2 separate regions of the Homo sapiens genome follow, and region 2 is linked to region 1. A link is an interaction called in ENCODE POLR2A ChIA-PET data of the cell type or tissue named here. Cell type or tissue: HCT116. All regions are shown on one strand. Links, peaks and the distances in the headings refer to the core of each region. The heading gives the core; the rest is flanking DNA.

The links. ChIA-PET counts read pairs that join two places held together with the same protein. Peaks named below come from ENCODE experiments on the same cell type or tissue, not always from the same donor. Only the 100,000 strongest peaks of a DNase experiment are listed, where the experiment ranks them.
Region 2: POLR2A ChIA-PET joins it to region 1 with 6 read pairs; 13 of 35 experiments call an interaction of 5 or more read pairs at or near these places.

The regions. Positions count from the first base shown.
Region 1 is chr9:129,499,979-129,502,882 of GRCh38, reverse strand. The region is part of intron 2 of LOC124900275 (extensin-like); the gene reads right to left. LINC00963 (long intergenic non-protein coding RNA 963) reads right to left here. Exons shown (of 5, transcript NR_038955.1): 3 at 1-486. Among named protein-coding and RNA genes, the nearest start is that of LINC00963, 13 kb to the right of the region's middle. In HCT116, for the core only: no CTCF peak of the experiment used is centred there; no DNase peak of the experiment used is centred there; H3K27ac peaks cover 2,500 bases.
Region 2 is chr9:129,389,623-129,392,526 of GRCh38, reverse strand. No RefSeq gene overlaps it. Among named protein-coding and RNA genes, the nearest start is that of LINC01503, 54 kb to the right of the region's middle. In HCT116, for the core only: no CTCF peak of the experiment used is centred there; no DNase peak of the experiment used is centred there.

The DNA.
Region 1 (2,904 bases), core at 405-2,904:
CACGGTGGCTCATGCCTGTAATCCCAGCACTTTGGGAGGCCGAGGCCTTGGGTGGATCACAAGGTCAGGGGATCGAGACCATCCTGGCTAACACAGTGAAACCCCGTCTCTACTAAAAAAAATACAAAAAATTAGCTGGGTGTGGTGGCGGATGCCTGTAGTCCCAGCTACTCGGGAGGCTGAGGCCGGAGAATGGCATGAACCCGCGAGGCGGAGCTTGCGGTGAGCCGAGATCGGGGCCACTGCACTCCAGCCTGGGCGACAGAGCAAGACTCCGTCTCAAAAAAAAAAAACAAAAAACGAAACAAAACAAAACAAAAAACAAAACAAACAAACAAAAATTAACAGGGCATGGTGACACACGTCTGTAATCTCAGCTACTTGAGAGGCTGAGGCAGGAGAATCGCTTGAACCTGGGAGGCGGAGGTTGCAGTGAGCCGAGATCACACCACTGTACTCCAGCCTGGTGACAGAGTGAGACTCCGTCTGAAAAAAAAAAAAAAAAAAAAGAAAGCCTTTGTCCATGCTGTTCTCTCTGTCTGGAACAGCATCACACTTGCAGGCCAGCTCCACATCAGAGGAGACCCTCTTTCTACAACTCTTGAGGGCCTCTCCAGTCCTCCAGCCCCACTCCATTCCACATCCTCACAGTCAACACAGCCCCACTTGCCTGGACTCTCAGAGCAGTCTCCCAATAGGCCTCCCTGCCTGGGGATAAGTCCCAGCTCTCAACCTGGCACTCGACGGCCTTCCTGATCAGCTGGGCTCCAGCCTCGTGATTCCCACCCACTGTTTGACCTGACACAGCTGCTTAAGTTTCTCTAGTTCTTCTAGATTACCCTGTTCTCCCACTTTGAGACCTTCTTATGTGTAGATTTCCTCTTCCTGGAGCACTTTTCCCTCCCCTCTTGGCCCGCCTAACTTTTACTCATCTGTCAGGAAGCCATGTTGATTCCACCTCCTCCAGGAAGCCTTCTTGGATTTAGGGTCCCTCCTGTTGGCTCCCAGAGGTCCCATATCCCTTGCATCATCACAATTCCTCCTCCAGATTGAAGCTGGCTGCTTTGCCAGTCTCCTCTAGGCCATGGTCTCCTGAGGACAGAGCCACACATTGGCCTCTGTCTCCCCCAGCTTGATCAGGGCAGGAGGTGCCCAAGAAAGCCCAGAAGGAAGGAGTGGGAAATGGTCCCGCACATGTATTGAGCTCCCGCTCCACAGTGAGCCTTTTACTTGCAGCCCAGTAGCCTGGATGGCTCGGCCTTTCTGACATGGAGTTAGGTCACCATCTGGTCACAGCCTGCAGCCCCAAGCTCTTCTCTTTTCATCTAGATAGTGGGCATAACCCTGGATCTTAACAGCCTGTGAGATGCAAGGAAACACCAGACGCCAAGGGCTCATCCCAGTCCCGGGTAGATGATTTTAAGCATTTCGTGTTCCTATCATTGGTCGTTATTGGGGCTCTGGAGCCAACCTCTGTGGCTTCAAATCTTGGCTTCTCCTCTCCTGGCTGGGTGACTTTGGGCAAGTTACTTAACCCCTCTGTGCCTCAGTTTCCTCATCTGTAAAATGGAACTAATCATAAGCTCATTTTCTCTGTTTCTCAGGGCCCTGGAGAGGATTATAACAATTGATATGCATGCAGAGTTTGCACAGCACTTGGTGCAAGGGCTGGGCAAATGCTGGCTGTGGTTGTTATTATCTCGGGGTCACCCTGAGCATCTGATACCAGTGAGGAGACTCTGGCTTCTGGGGAATCTTCCAGAGCTGCAGATCTGAGCCTGGCAGGAGGAACTCTTAGACCTTGTGAAGACTGAATTCCTGTCCCCTGAAGCTCTTGAAACCATCCCATCCATGTCTGCCGGTCAGAGTCACCAGGAAGTTCTTCCTTGTATCTATCCTAAGTCTTTCCTGCGTTGATTTCTCTGGGTTCCCATCCAGGCCGGATAGGAAGACGAGGGAAGGAGCCTTAAGGGTGTCTCAAGCATCAATCCCAGAACTTCCCAGCTCAGCTCAGAAGCCAGCAATGTGAGTCTCTGGCTCCTAGGGGGCCAAGAGCCAGGAGGGGAGGGTTTGCCTGGCTCAGTCTCCTTCGAAGGTCTCCCAGCCACAGCCAGATGCAAAACCACCTTTGTTCCCTGAATTTCAGGCCGTGGGAGGGAATGGGGCCAGCGCCTGGGGTGCGGCTGGGGAGGGAGGAAGAGATGCAAGGATTGAAAACTCGAGGGAGGCCTAGAGCAGCAGGGAGGCAGGACAGGGCACCCTGGGCAGCCAGATAGGGGCAGGGGTGTGGGAAACAGAGGGCGCAGAGCAGGGGCCAGCGGGGCTGGGAATAGGAGCCTCGGGGAGGCCGGTGAGGCGCGGAGAGGGAGGCCTCATACCAGACACTGTCTAGACGCAGCAATTATTGTCAGCTCGGAACACCCAGGCTCTGCCGGTTCAGCTGAAAGGGAGCTTAACAAAGAAGCAAGGGAGGAAGAAAGCAGGGAGAAAAGCCGGCTCCTGGCCTGTCGGGCTCTTTCTCTGCCTTGGCCACCCCCCTTTGTGTTCCACCAGCCCTGGTGGGGGGGACCCCAATGTGAAAGCACAGCTCAGAGATGCCTAATGGGGACACGGCTCCTCCTGGGCCCAGGGGGCCTGGCCAGGATCACTGTGTGGGTTTTTGGGAGGGAGAGGAGGGTGCTCTGGGCTGCCTCCTGCACGTGTATTTCTTTATATGGAGGCAGTGAGAACAGAATTCCCAGGGAGACAGCAGGCCTGAAAGTTTGAATCGCAATTCCCGCAGCTTCCTGCTGTATATATAGCTCTGGGCCGACTACAAATTTCTCTCAGCCTTGGTCTTCTCATCTGCAAAATAGGGAAAAGAACACTGCCTGGGCCAGGCGCGGTGGCTCATGCCTGCAATCC
Region 2 (2,904 bases), core at 240-2,739, 110 kb after region 1:
CAGCACCTAGGTTGGAGAGGGTGGCGGCCTGGTGACAGGGCAGGACCGTGTGGCTTTGGGGGGGCGGGGTAGAGGGGGTGGTACGCGGTTGCGGGAGCGGTCCGGGGTGGAGGTTGTGTCAGCAGAGGCTGTGTTTGAAATTCACAATGGACAGGGCCTGGTGCTGATGAGGCTTGAAGGTGAGCAGGGATCCAGGGCAGCTCCTTTGGGATCATAAAATCTAATCAGGCTGCAGGAGGCCTGGGCCCTGGGTGGACTCCATTAGGCAAGAGCCCACTCCCCTCTGCTGATCCGGGCATCCCTGGGGCCCCTTAAGTGTCACACTGAGGGTCAATTCAAGGCTCTGAGTGGCGGAAGAAGAATTAAAAGCCCGCCTCTGTCCCCACCCACCCCGATCCCCTACAGGAGCCTGCAGCCATGCTGGGGAGGCTGGAGGAGCAGCTGGGAGCAGCAGGTCACCAGGAAGGAAAGGTGGGCATGCCTCAGGAGTGGGGGAGTGGAGTGGCCAGGAGGGGAGGCTTCCTACTCGAGGAGGACTTTGGACCCTCCCACTTTCCATACACGGTTCCAGAAATCATCTTGATAATAAAAATAATAACCGTGAAAACCACAGCAGCAACTATTGCCCTTGATCGAGCAGTTTTTGTGCCAGGCACTGAGCACGCAGCAAAGAAATGGCAGACTGGGCTCTCAGATCCTGAGCCATGGGCTGGAACCAGCTTTCCCTGTGCCAAGCAGAGAGGGGCTTAAAACTCAGCTCCTACCCTTGGAACACTCCCAAGCTGTTTGGTCATGAGACTGCTGGAGATGCCTCTCTGGGAGCATCTAGAAGGCTCTAGAAGGTCCATGCCTCTCTAGAAGGCTATGCTGGCAAACACCAGCTTTTGAGACCATGGGGGACTAGACCGTATTTATCAGCTGCAGGAGTTCAGAAGAGAGAGAGCTCGTGGGAGCTGCTGGGAAAGGCATGACTTGAGCTGAATGCTGAAACAGCGGCCGCATTTGAAGAAGGGAGAGGAGGTGGAGAAGGGATCCTGGGAGGAGGCTCCAGCCTGGGCAACGGTGTGGGAGTGGGAATGCAAAAGGAGTTTAGAGAAGGTCAGTCGGCTGCAGCGGCTGGCGAGTCACAGGAGGCAGGGATGGACACAGGTCGGCCCAGGTCTGGGGCGTGTCCTTCTGCTTATTTCTATACATCCAGGAGGGTTTGACACCAGGACATCAACGCATCCACCCTTGTCAGGCCTGGGATGGTGCCCCACTGTTGGGGATGGGTTTGGTGAGTTCCTAAGAACAACAGCCACCCCGGAGGAGGCCTCATCAAGAAGGGGACTGAGCTGAGGCTCTTGGGAAAATGGAGGCCTCAGATCGCCCCAGAATATTGGAAAAAAGGCTCCCATGCCCCACACCCACCTTGACCAAGGGCCTAAAACCAGGTGGGCAACAATGCAGGTCCAGTCATCAGCTTGGCCTGACTGTCCCCCGTCTGCCTCTAGCAGAGGTGAATACCTTGGGTCCAAGCCCTGCTCCCCCATTTACTATGTGACCCCAGACAGGTTCCTTAACCTCTCTGAACTCAATTTTCTCACTCATAGAGCCAGGATAAAAACTCCAACCTCCAAAAGTGTATTGATTTGTATTAGGATTAAATGAGACGAAGCTAAGAACTCACTTAGTGGAGGTTGCAGTGCAGAGATCACACTTGAAAAATGTTACTTCCCTCCCTTCCATCCTTAAACTCAGGGACAGGTCAGGTGTGACCACACAGAAGGTGCCCACGTGACTTTGTCCCTTGAGCTTCCATAATCCTCACTGCTTCTGCATCATCCAACAGTGGGGCCAGGCTGAGAATCCCACGTGATACAGACCTGGTTGCTCTCTGTCTTTATATTTTACATTTAAATCTATGATCCATTACTAGCTTATTATTATTATTATTATTCTATTTTGAGACAGGGTCTTGTTCTGTTGCCCAGGCTGAAATTCAGTGGCACAATCACAGCTCACTGCAGCCTCAACCCCCTCCCAGGCTCAGGCAATCCTCCCATCTCAGCCCCCTGAATAACTGGAACTACTGGCATACACCACCACACCTGGCTAATGTTTGTAATTTTTGTAGTGATGGAGTCTTGCTTCATTGCCCAGGCTGGTCTCAAACTCCTGGGCTCAAGAGATCCTCCCACCTTGAACTTCCAACATGTTGGGGTTACAGGCATGAGCCACCATCTCCAGTCTGCTAGTTAATTATTATTAATTTTTGACCCTCCTCTAATCTGAAAGGAGCAAGATAATTTCGGTATAAGATATGAGATTTGAATTGCAGCTCCACTTGTGCAGTGAGCAAACTACACGACTGTCCATGTTGGTCCTGAAGCCCCCATCTTTTCTTCTCAGGCTCTATTATTCCTCAATGGATGGTGTTTTGACAAGCAGTCCCCAGGGAGTAGGGATGAGGTGGGCTGTGCATTAGACCAAACTAGTCAGGCCGGGGCTTCTTGCTAATGGCAGCAAATGCACTTAGTGCATTTTTTAAAAAGTAGATGTCCAAGCTGGGTGCGGTGGCTCATACCTGTAATCCCAGCACTTTGGGAGGTTGAGGCAGGAGGATCACTTGAGCCCAGGAGTTTGAGACCAGTCTGGGCAACAAAGTGAGACCCCGTGTCTACAAAACATTTAAAAAGTAGCCGGGTGTGGTGGCACATGCCTGAAGTCTGAGCTACTTGAGAGGCTGAGGTGCAGTGAGCCATGATTGTTTGCACTCCAGCCTGGGTGAGAGAGAAAGAGACACTGCATCAGAGAAAAAAAAAAAAAATCTGGCTGGGCATGGTGGGTCACACCTATAATCCCAACACTTTGAGAAGCCATGGTGGGCAAATCACTTGAGGTCAGGAGATTGAGACCAGCCTG